Linked DNA regions of Homo sapiens: regions 1, 2 and 3 are each linked to region 4. The links are chromatin contacts, found by Hi-C or POLR2A ChIA-PET in ENCODE. All regions are on one chromosome and are shown on one strand. Each heading gives the region's core, a stretch centred on a gene start or an enhancer-like site at or near the end of the contact. The rest is flanking DNA. Distances are from core to core; before and after follow the strand shown. Region 1 holds the start of SMARCA4 (SWI/SNF related BAF chromatin remodeling complex subunit ATPase 4). Region 2 holds the start of ZNF709 (zinc finger protein 709). Region 3 holds the start of CARM1 (coactivator associated arginine methyltransferase 1). Region 4 holds the start of ZNF653 (zinc finger protein 653).

Region 1 (2,700 bases), core at 119-2,618, 540 kb before region 4:
ACAAACAAACAAACAAACAAACACACAAAAAAGAAAACACACAGAAGAGGCCAAGAGGCTCAGGGCCTTCACTCTCGGAGGAAGGTTTCTCTCTTTCACCACCAGCCTGTATGCATTCAAACGTGTTCTTTGCAACGACGACTTCCGTGGCTGCCCTATTTAAAATGTCCATGATCCTCCCAGTGTTCACCTCACACTGTACTATTTATTTTTTTTGAGACGGAATTTCACTCTTGTTGCCCAGGCTGGAGTGCAATAGTACGATCTCGGCTCACTACAATCTCCACCTCCTGGGCTCAAGCGATTCTCCTGCCTCAGCCTCCCGAGTAGCTGTGACTACAGGCGTGTGCCACCACGCCCGGCTAATTTTTTGTATTTTTAGTAAAGACGGGGTTTCACCGTGTTAGCCAGGATAGTCTCATCTCCTGACCTCATGATCCACCAGCCTAGGCCTCCCTAAGTGCTGGGATTACAGGCATGAGCTACCGCGCCCGGCTAATTTTTGTATTTTTAATAGAGACGGGTTTCACCATGGTGGTCAGGCTCGTTTCTAACTCCCGACCTCAGGTGATCCGGCCGCCTCGGCCTCCCAAAGTGCTGGATTACAGGCGTGAGCCACCAAGTCCGGCCTCTCATACTGCACTATTTTGCTTATTAATCTTGCTTCTTGTCCTCCTTCCCCACTAGACCGAGGGCTCCACGGCGGCTGGGACACAGTAGCAGATCAATAAATATTTGCTAAGCTAATTAATGGCACTTGGGAAGTTTTGCAGAGAAGGCGGCCACGGTCGGGCCCCGCCTTGCCTCCCCAAATAGGCCTCGCCGCCCCAGGTCAGGGATCAAAGCGGTTCCCAGGCGCGCCCTTGGCCCGCGGGAAACCACTGCCCGGTCTTGGTCCAGGCGGCCCGTCCTACGGTCCAGGGTTCCTATTTCCGAGCCTCAGGGACCTCCTTTCCCCACGGACCCCACGGCCACCGGGATCCCATTCTCCAGTTGCCCCATCGTCACCGCGGCCGCCGCCACCGCCGCCGCAGTGGCGTCCGCTCTGCGCATGCTCCGGGGCGTCAAGACGCGAGGCGTGCAGAAGGCGAAGCGTGCGCAGGCGCGGGGCCATCGCGGCCCGAGTGGGGCGGTGCATCGGACGCGCGTGCTTCCTCCGGGCCACGCCCACCCCCGTCCGCCCAGGGACGGGCGCGCACGCGCGCCGGGAGCGGAAGGGCGGGCTGGCGCGCGCACGAGGCCGGGCAGGCGGCGGAAGCTGGAGAGGCCGCCGCGGTGCTGAGGGGGAGGGGAGCCGGCGAGCGCGCGCGCAGCGGGGGCGCGGGTGGCGCGCGTGTGTGTGAAGGGGGGGCGGTGGCCGAGGCGGGCGGGCGCGCGCGCGAGGCTTCCCCTCGTTTGGCGGCGGCGGCGGCTTCTTTGTTTCGTGAAGAGAAGCGAGACGCCCATTCTGCCCCCGGCCCCGCGCGGAGGGGCGGGGGAGGCGCCGGGAAGTCGACGGCGCCGGCGGCTCCTGGTAAGGAACGCGGGCCGCGGGGGCAGCGCGGCGCGGGGCCGGGGAGGGCGGTTTGAATGGAGCCGGGGCGCCGAGGGGGGAGGGGGCTGCCGGCGCGCCCTGTGCGGGGCCGGGGTACGGCGGCGCCCGAGGGTCAAGAAGCCCAGCCGGCAGCCGCGCGCGTGGGGAAGGCCACAGTGTCGCGAGGCCGTGGCAGCGGCGGCCCCCGCGGAGCGGCGGGGTGGGTGGGGGGCCCGGGCCGCGTGGAGGCCGCGCGATCCTCTCCGCGCGCGCTCTCGCCGGGGTCGCCGGACAAAGCTCGCCCCCCTCGCCCGGCACCCCTACAGTCGCCCTCCCAATTACAGCGGCTGCAACAATAGGCAGGCGTTGGGGCTTTTCTGGCTGCGTGGTAACGGGTCCGACCCGAATGTTGCGTTTTTGGCGAAGCTGCGATCGGGGCTCAGCCAAACCTCCAGATATGTCCGGCGTCGGCCGGACACGGGCATTAGCGGTCCCCTTGGGCTAGCCGACCTCAAATTGTCTTAAAAACGTGTCATTCCAGATTTTCAAGGAAAGGTAAAGGACTCCCCCGATGCCTTGCAGTTAGTGACTTCAAAATGTTTGCCCGAATTGGGGTTGGGGATGGGGTCGGCGGCAAGTAGGGGAGCACGGAGGAAATCCTTTGCTGTGTAAAAGCATTGCTTTTCTTTTGCATCCTTTTTTCTCCTTCCCAATTGGTTTTTCAGATTAAGGCTTTTATTTTCAACGTGGACCTTTTGGGCGAGTGTTTTGTCCCGATCTTGAAGATACCAGTCTTGATTTTTTTTTTTTTTTTTTTTGGTCAGTGACTCCTTGGGGAAAGTAGCAAGGGAATAAGCGGAAAAGCCGCTTCGCAGGAATTTGAAGCAAGTTTTCAGTTTGGATTGATAGGCTGCATTCAAGCTTGATTCCTGGTGCTGTCAGTCACTTAGCACACTGTCACTTTAGGGAAGTGGCTTAACCTCTCTGAACCTCTTAGTTTTCCTCCTTTGTGAAAGCTCCTTTGTGAAAGGGGGTAATCTCCCAAATGGAATTGGTGAAAGCCTGTAAAATGGTTCCTCGCAAGCGGGAAGCACTATTGTAATTGTCTGGTCCAATCTCCCTCATTGTTCAGCAGATAACTTCTTGAGGCCCTACTAAGTGTTGGATGGTCGGGGGTTGGATCCTGG
Region 2 (2,700 bases), core at 158-2,657, 980 kb after region 4:
CTCCCAAAGTGCTGAGATTACAGGCGTGAGCCAACGCTCCTAGCTTGATATTTTATTATTTTCTGAAACCCATCTCTTTCTTGCCTCTTTGGAAATATTTTACATCCACTCTAAAGGTTTATTTTATTTTATTTTTTTATTTTTTTGAGACAGAGTCTCACTCTGTCGCCGAGGCTGTAGTGCAGTGGCGCAATCTCATCTCAACTGCAACCTCTGCCTCCCGGGTTCAAGTGATTCTCCTGCCTCAGCCTCCTGAGTAGCCGTGATTACAGATGTGCACCACCACGCCCGGCTAATTTTTTATATTTTTAGTAGAGACGGGGTTTCGCCATGTTGGCTGGGCTGTAGGTCTCCTAATTACGTATATTTTACATTTTTTGAGAATCAATTAAGTGAGTAAATCTTTTCAAGGTGATAAGCCCAGGGAGGGGAAGTGCTGCGCTGGAAAGGACAGATCTCCCAGAAAAGTTTCCAAAAAGGAGACTCAACCCAAAGGAGTTCCCATAGGATGTCAGGTCCCAGGAGAGATACTGGCAAGAGAGGCACAAGCATTTTACACGAGGTAGCTTCAAGTCCTTCTCCTCTGTTTTCCTCTCATATAAATACCCCAAAGCATACGTTAAATCTTTTTAAAAGAACCATCCATTCCTCTGTACAAAAAGGATAATTAAAATACTGCGTCTGGTTGAAATAACGACGTTGTGAACTGGAGAGAAGACATTGGCATTTGAAAGAGATCTAGAAATTTAGGGATTTAATCCCAGCTCTGGGAAGAGCCAGGCTGGAGGACACGGTCGTGGGTTTGAGATCTGGCTTCCCATACACTTGGAAACCTTGAGAAACGAGTCCTCCCTTGGGAAGAAAAGAGGGACTGAGGACCCCACACAACACTGCTCCTCCCACGCACGAACCCCACGACCGAGACGGGATTCCCTCCATGACCCTCCCGTGCCCCAGCACAATCTGGGGAGACGCGAGGCTGCGGGCTCGGAGCTGCCCAGAGAGGGCTCCGGGACTGGGGCCGCAGTCGCCGCGCAGGGACTTGACAAGACGTCCGGGGTCCCGGCTGCCGGCCCAGCCCCATCCTGCGGCCAAAGAGACCGAGGGCCGAGCTGCGCCAGGAGGACTCGGGTCCACAGACCCGGGAGACAACGGCGGGGAGGCCTGGGTCCCACCACAGCCAGATCCGGCCGGTTTCAACCCGCCCCTCTCTCCCATCTCAAGACCCCCAGCCCCGCACACTTACCATTTCCCAGACTCTGGGATGTCCTGGTGTTCTGTTTACCTCTCCCGCGGCCAGCACAGGTCCTACCTCCACCTGAGGCCCTTCCTCCACCTGAGGGCCTTCTGGGGTGAGGAGACCCCAGAGCGGAGCGCAGCGGCTGGTAGCCACGCCCTCGCCGTTTGCGCAGCGCCCCTCCGCCCGCCTTCCCGGCGGCGCCCCTGATTGGACATTGCACTCTTGGACCCGCCTTCGTTGCCTGAGTGACAGCTAGTAGGGAAGTCGCGTCTCTAAGCAACCTGCATTCGTCCGGGGTCAGGAATCTGTTCCCCTGCCACGGATATTTGCGTCTAAGCAGAATTTGTTAACGTACCCGGGGTCGGGCACTGGTGTCTTCCTGCAGCTCCTTCTGAGCGCGGAGACACAAGCGTGCACAGCGCAGGAAATTCCAGGCTCAGTTTCCAGAAAAAGGCTCTTTGTCCACAGCGAAAAAGGACGCCCGGGCCATGCCAGACTAGAACGGAAGGGTCAGACGCTCCCAGACTTAGCATAAGGCTGCGAGGCCATTCATGGATTTCTGACTCTTGTTTACAAATACAGACACTTAGAGTGACAGAGTGACCTCATCATACCTAACAAAGAGTGACTACGTTTTAATCTTTGACAACTGACAGGGTTTAGGCCGTCACCCATCCCTTCCCTCCCCCCACACTTTGCTCTAGTGGGAAGTTTGGACCCCACAGCCCTAGTCTGAGAGAAGGAGTTCCTTTTTTTTTTTTTTTCGGTAGAGATGGCGGTGGTGGGGTGGTCTCACTATGTTGCACAGGCTAGTCTCGAACTCCTGGGCTCAGGTGATGCTCCTTGGCTTCCCAAAGTGTTGGGATTACAGGCATGAACCACCGTGCCCAGTGAGGAATTATTCAGTTAAACCCAAAGCCATGAGATGTGTTCAGTAAAACTGAACACTGGAAGGATATTTATTTCGGACCAGTTTTTGACTATGTCCCTAGAGAACTTTTGTGGATCCTTTATGTTTGTTTGGTTTGTGGTTTTTGTTTTTGAGACAGGGCCCTTCTTTGTCCCTCAGGCTGGAATGCAGTGGTGCAATCAGAGCCCCCTGCAGCCTCGACCTTCTGGGCTCAAGCAATCCTCCCACCTCAGCCACCTGAGTAGCTGGAACCTCAGGCACGTGCCACCATGCTTGACTAATTTCTTTCTTTCTTTTTATTTTTATTTTGTAGAAACAGCATCTCACTATCTCACCCAGGCTGATCTTGAACTCCTGGGCTCAAGTGATCTGCTGGCCTCAGCCTCCCAAAGTGTTAGGATTACAGGCATGAGCCACTGCACCCAGCCCCTAGAGAATTTTGAAATGTAAATGGCTATGATATCGATAAGGCAATTAATTCCATTTTCACTGAGATTATTTAAAAAACCACAAAAGATTATGTAAATTTGGCATGTACTAGGAAACTCAA
Region 3 (2,700 bases), core at 95-2,594, 630 kb before region 4:
GGCCGGGCGCGGTGGCTCATGCCTGTAGGCCCAGCACTTTGGGATGCCGAGGCGGGCGGATCACCTGAAGTCAGGAGTTCAAGACCAGCCTGACCAACATGGTGAAACCTCGTCTCTACTAAAAATAAAAAATTAGCTGGGCGTGGTAGAGCATGCCTGTAGTCCCAGCTACTCGGGAGGCTGAGGCAGGAGAATCACTTGAACCCGGGAGGCGGAGGTTGCGGTGAGCTGAGATCGAGCCATTGCACTCCAGCCTGGGAGACAGAGCGAGACTCCGTCTCAAAGAAAAAAAAAAAAAAAAAAAAGGAATGAGGCGTAAATGAGGTCTAGGGAAGAGTTAAAGCTGGAGTGCTAGGAAGTGGCCCAAGCTCACTGGGTCGCCCAAAAGAGATGGGGCCACCCAAAATGAAGGGGGATGCAGAGAGAAGACGGGTTTGTGTGGCGGGAGAGGGGCCCTGCGCCGGGCCAGGCTGGACTCAGCATCGTTGGAGGAGGGGCTGAGAGAGGAGGGGGTCAAAGGATATCTTGTGCGAAAGGAGACAGTCAAACATTAAGGATTAAGAAGGCAATGTGGGCAGAGATGATGGGGAAGGGAGGAGGAGCGGTCGAATGTCGGGGAGGGGTCCTTTCAACCGGGCTCAGGTTGCTCCTGGAGGCCAGGGCTCATCGGAAATCGTCGGTGCGGGGGCGGTGGGGGGAAGGGTTGGGGGCGAGGCCCGGGCGCTGGCCACGCCCTTTCCCCCGCCCATTCCCCAGAGCGGGGCGGCTGACAAAGCGAGTCCGGGTGGGAGGGCGCGGGCAGGCACGGGGGCGGGGCCTCGTCGCGGCTGGGCCACGCCTCCCTGAGGGCTGCCTCACAAAGCCGGGCGGGCCCGGGGGGGTGGGGCCCAGTCTCAGGGGCGTGTCCAGGTCGGGGCAGGGAAGCCGCATCACGACGCGCGGCTGCTTGTGTGGGGCGGGGTACAGGGCGTGTCCACGCGGCCGAGCACCGCCCCCGCCGTCCCCGCACCGCCTCACTCGAAAGCAGCCGTTAATGAGGCGCCGGCCTGGGGGCGGGGCCCAGGCCTCCGAGGGGCGTGCCCGCGCGCCCGAGCACCGCCCCCGACGTACCCTCCCGCCCCGCAGTTCCCGGGCGGTGGAGCCACCTCACAAAGCGGCGACCGTTCTCGCGGGGCGGGGCGTAGCCGGTCCCGCCCCACGGGGTGCCCTCTCGTTCGCTCGCTAGCTCCCCGCGCCCAGGACGGCCGGCAGAGGGCGCTGCGCCACGGGGCCGGGCCGCGGCGACGGTGGCGGCGGCGGCGGCGAGGCGGCGCGTGGCCGGCAGGCGGCGCTGCCCGGCTCGGCCTCGGCCTGCACGGCGGCTGCGGCGGCGGTAGCGGCAGCGGCGGCGGCGGCGGCGGCGGCGGCGGCGGCGGCGGCGGCGGCGGCGGCAGCGGCGGCGGCCTGGGCCCGGGCGCAGCGGCGGCGGCGGCGGGGCCTGGAGCCGGATCTAAGATGGCAGCGGCGGCGGCGGCGGTGGGGCCGGGCGCGGGCGGCGCGGGGTCGGCGGTCCCGGGCGGCGCGGGGCCCTGCGCTACCGTGTCGGTGTTCCCCGGCGCCCGCCTCCTCACCATCGGCGACGCGAACGGCGAGATCCAGCGGCACGCGGAGCAGCAGGCGCTGCGCCTCGAGGTGCGCGCCGGCCCGGACTCGGCGGGCATCGCCCTCTACAGCCGTGAGTACGGGGCCCCGGGGCAGGCGCAGGGCCGGGGCTGCTCACGAGGCCGGCCCGGGGCGGGGGCCGGCGGGGAGGGGCCCTGAGCGCGGGGGCCTGGCGTGGGGTCCCCGGGACTGAGCCGGTGGCCTGCAGGGAGCGACCGTGGAGGGCCGGTGCCAGGGGACAGACAGAGAAAAGAGGGCGTGCGTGGTGGCCGGAGGGGCAAGGTGCCCAGAGTGAGCAAGGGAGCGCGAAATGGGGAGTGAAGGGCCTGAGATTTGGGAGGGGTGGGTGAGCAGGAAGTGGGGGGCTCTGAGTGGAAGGGGAATTTGGAGGACGCCAGGCGTGGTGGGCTTAAGCGTGGGGGAGGGAGGTCCGGGGTGCGGGAGAGGTGGGCGTCTCGGGGGCGGGCGTGGCCGCCTCTGCAGGGAGGAGGGTGGGGCGTGGGCGGCCCGGGATCCCTCTGGGGACCCCCTGGATAGCTCAGGACGGTTGGAAAGTGTTTGCTGGTCTGGGGCGCCCGCGAGTACCGAGTTCCACCGCTGTGCGAGGTGTGGCGTTCAGGACCCCCGAATGGGAAACTTCAGGATCTGGGGAGAGGGCCCATGCGGGGACGGTGGGAGCCGCAGGGTGAGCTCCTCGTGGAAACGTGGACGGGACGGGCCCCTTCCTGATGCCGGGCTTCGAAGTAAGAGCTAACAGCCTCCTCCCATCTTCTTTTGGGGGATGTGAGAAGCTGGTTACATTTTCCGAAGCTGCTTTCAAAACTGACATTTCACTGGGGGGAAAAGAAAATCACAAATGCGTTTGCCAGCACCCCCCACCCCCGCTCCCAGTCTTTGTAGTTCATTCTTCTTCTTGTTACTCCTTCTTATCTCTTCTCTTTGATTCCTTGTTCACATTTTGCTACTCTGTGTCATTTGGCTTTGTCTTTCAGGGCTTCTTGCACTGATGCCCTGGGGAACCCCTCAGGAGGCCTCTAGCTAGCTTGGGTCCTGTGTGAA
Region 4 (2,700 bases), core at 124-2,623:
CTCTGCCCACCAGAATGTCCGCTCCATGAGGCAGGTATCTTTGCGCTCCCAGCATTTCCAGTCCTGCTCTTGAGCATATAAGCCAGCCTGCTGTCCTGGGAAAGGGGTGGGTATAACTTAGCAGGATCTGTTTGATTCTTGACTCTCAGAATCTCCCCCCAGAGAAACATGAGAACATGTGTACCTGAAAACCAGGGCAGAACAAGGATTTCCTTGCGGCACTGCTTGTGATACGGAATAAACGTCATCCTCGTAAAAGTTAATACTTAGGGAACCCACTACCTGCCAGGCACTCTTCTAAGCTCTTTGCCTATTTTAACTCAATCATCACATCAACATATAAGGCAGGAAGGGAAAAACTCCATCCACACTGCTCCTTCTCAAGACTGAGAATTTACAAAGACAGGCCTCTCTGCCCTCCACCTGCCAAGCTAACTAGGGGTTTCCTCTTCATCCGAGTCTCCCTGGGCTGAGTTGCTTCACAGAAATAGGTTTAGGGGAGTGCAGTCCAGGTTGTGAAGGGTCCCCCGGATGTGTTGGATCTAGGGTTGTGGGAATGGGGCCATACGGAGTCCCAGATGGGGCACCAGAACTTCAAGAAGGGCAGGGCTGAGTGCCCCAGGGTGTCCAGAGTCCCAGGCCAGGTGGGGAACTAAGCGGGGGAGGATGAGACCGGTGAGGGGGCGGGGCTGCCCCCCCAGGGCCTGGTTAGTTACAAGGCCTGGAGGTGGGGCCAGTCCCAGGATTGGGCCGCCAGAGTTCTAGCGGGCGGGGCCAAGCGCTCAGAAGGCGGGTCGAGGGGCTGGGTGCACCCTAGGATTGGGCAGTCGGAACGATGGGAGGCGGGGCCACGAGCCAGGCGCGTCCCGGCCAGGCAGTACGAGACCCAGGCCGCCGGCCCGGCTCCTGGGCGGGGTCCGCAGGTGCCGGGGGCTGGCCCTAGAAGCGGAGGGGGCGGGGTAAAGCCCGGCGGGGTCTGGGGGCGTCTCCTCCCTCCCTCCCTCGGGGCCAGGCCCCCTCACCCGTGGCGGCCGCTCCGCTGGCCGCGCTCCAGAGAGATGAGGTAGGCGGCGAGCTTGGCGTCGCTCCAGCCGCTGCGGCGCCGCAGGTCCACCCAGGGCCCGTGCGCCTCGCCCAGGTACACGCGCCGCACGTCGTACTTCTTCCGGGACTCGAGCCGTCGCCGGGCCCGGTCCGACTCCGTGAGTCGCGGCCGGCCCCGCGCCTTTCGGCCCGCTGCGCCCTCCTCGGCTGCTGCCTCCCCGCCCGCGCCCGCCTCAGCCTCCGCCTCCGCCTCGGGCTCTAGCGCCCGCTCCGCCATCCCCCCCACCCTGGTTACCAGCCTCCCCCGTTGTTAGGAGCCAGACCGGAAGTGGCGCGCATCTTCGGCGCCGCCGAGAAATTTCTCACGGTCTCTCGCTGCCCCAGGGCGCCAAAAGGAGACCAAGAATGGAAACTGCGCATGCGCACAACCAACAGCGCTCCCGCCCCTTTTTATTTGAATTCGGAGAACCAGAGGCGCCTGCAGATTCTGGAGGGGTCTCGCCTGCCCATCGCTGGCAGCCCGAGATCCTGGGGAGGGGATGCCATACTGCTAGAGATGAGGGAAGAGAGCCCCAAGCAGGAAAACATTGATTTGCTGTACACTCAAAGGGCATCTCATGCCTTCAGTCCACCGCCTCCTCGGGCCACAGCCCGTGCCCTCGCGCCGGCTCAGACTAGCTCTGGCCCTGCTGCTGTCGCTGCAGGTTGTCGTCTTCTTCCTGGTGGTCCTCGGGCAGGGGCGGCTCCTCCAGCCCTGCAGAGGATGTCTGGAGCTCCCGGGTGGACCCGGCGAGGCGGAAGACCACGGGGATCTGGGCCAGGGTTGGGTTGGTCTCCTGCAGGCCCTGGATCCACTTAGCCATCGTCGCCTGGTCATGAGCACCCGCCATGCACATGGCGAAGACAGGGCCTTCCTCCACTGTTGGAAGACATGCACCCTTAAGGTTTGCACAGTGGGGGCTGCAGCGGCTAACCCATGCCTACACCTTTTTGAGGTATTTTACACTCCCTTCCACTTCCTTTTTTTTTTTTTTTTTTTTTTTGAGACGGAGTCTCGCTGTGTCACCCAGGCTGGAGTGCAGTGGCGAGATCTCGGCTCACTGCAACATCCGCCTCCCAGGTTCAAGTGATTCTCCTGCCTCGGCCTCCCGAGGAGCTGGGATTACAGGTGCACAGCACCACGCCGGGCTAATTTTTAAATTTTTAGTAGAGATGGGGTTTCACCATGTTGGCCAGGCTGGTCTCGAATTCCTGACCTCAAATGATCTACCCGCCTCAGCCTCCCAGAGTGCTGGGATTACAGGCGTGAGCCACTGTGCCCGGCTTCCTTCCACTTTCTTGTGCCTCCAAACCTTTGCACAAGCTAGCCCCGCTGCCTAGGCTGCCCACTCCACACTTCACCCGGGCGATGACTCCTGGTTTTTCTGTATTCTGCCAGGAAGGCCTCCTGACCCCCCACTCAAGGCATGCTCCTCTCCTAAGCTCCCCAAAGTGTAATTTGCCTGTTCCCTTGCTGACTCGAGGGACTAGGTTTGTCCTGGTGACACCCAGTAGCCAGCACAGAGTTGTAGGAGGGAGGGAATGAACAAGGGCCAACAGGGCTGGGTGACCTCAGGTCTGGAGCCCCTGGGGCAAATGAGTGTGTGCGGCCGGAGG

The links. Hi-C counts contacts between places; a loop is a spot of excess contacts on that map. ChIA-PET counts read pairs that join two places held with the same protein, here RNA polymerase II (POLR2A). Pooled maps may share reads with other maps.
Region 1: a loop to region 4 is called in a map with no recorded cell type, with 18 times the contacts of the local background. The contact joins the promoter of SMARCA4 here to the promoter of ZNF653 in region 4. A Hi-C loop is called at or near these places in 3 of 37 single-sample maps with no recorded cell type and 11 of 50 pooled maps. POLR2A ChIA-PET finds 5 or more read pairs at or near these places in 1 of 52 experiments (H1).
Region 2: a pooled map shows a loop between it and region 4 (4-fold over the local background). The contact joins the promoter of ZNF709 here to the promoter of ZNF653 in region 4. A Hi-C loop is called at or near these places in 4 of 50 pooled maps.
Region 3: a map of CD8-positive, alpha-beta T cell shows a loop between it and region 4 (4-fold over the local background). The contact joins the promoter of CARM1 here to the promoter of ZNF653 in region 4. A Hi-C loop is called at or near these places in 2 of 168 maps with a recorded cell type or tissue (CD8-positive, alpha-beta T cell and naive thymus-derived CD4-positive, alpha-beta T cell), 7 of 37 single-sample maps with no recorded cell type and 18 of 50 pooled maps.

The regions. Positions count from the first base shown.
Region 1 is chr19:10,959,662-10,962,361 of GRCh38, forward strand. It overlaps SMARCA4 (SWI/SNF related BAF chromatin remodeling complex subunit ATPase 4), which reads left to right and starts at 1,369. Exons shown (of 35, transcript NM_003072.5): 1 at 1,369-1,513. RefSeq lists silencers at 1,097-1,516, 1,567-1,626, 1,677-1,736.
Region 2 is chr19:12,483,409-12,486,108 of GRCh38, forward strand. It overlaps ZNF709 (zinc finger protein 709), which reads right to left and starts at 1,408. Exons shown (of 4, transcript NM_152601.4): 1 at 1,247-1,408. The coding sequence starts at 1,249.
Region 3 is chr19:10,870,209-10,872,908 of GRCh38, forward strand. It overlaps CARM1 (coactivator associated arginine methyltransferase 1), which reads left to right and starts at 1,345. Exons shown (of 16, transcript NM_199141.2): 1 at 1,345-1,714. The coding sequence starts at 1,495. RefSeq lists silencers at 605-1,394, 1,525-1,574, 1,665-1,874 and an enhancer at 2,615-2,700.
Region 4 is chr19:11,504,466-11,507,165 of GRCh38, forward strand. It overlaps ZNF653 (zinc finger protein 653), which reads right to left and starts at 1,374. Exons shown (of 9, transcript NM_138783.4): 1 at 1,023-1,374. The coding sequence starts at 1,321. ECSIT (ECSIT signaling integrator) reads right to left here. Exons shown (of 8, transcript NM_016581.5): 8 at 1,464-1,963. The coding sequence ends at 1,719. RefSeq lists an enhancer at 470-539 and silencers at 690-1,359, 1,520-1,569.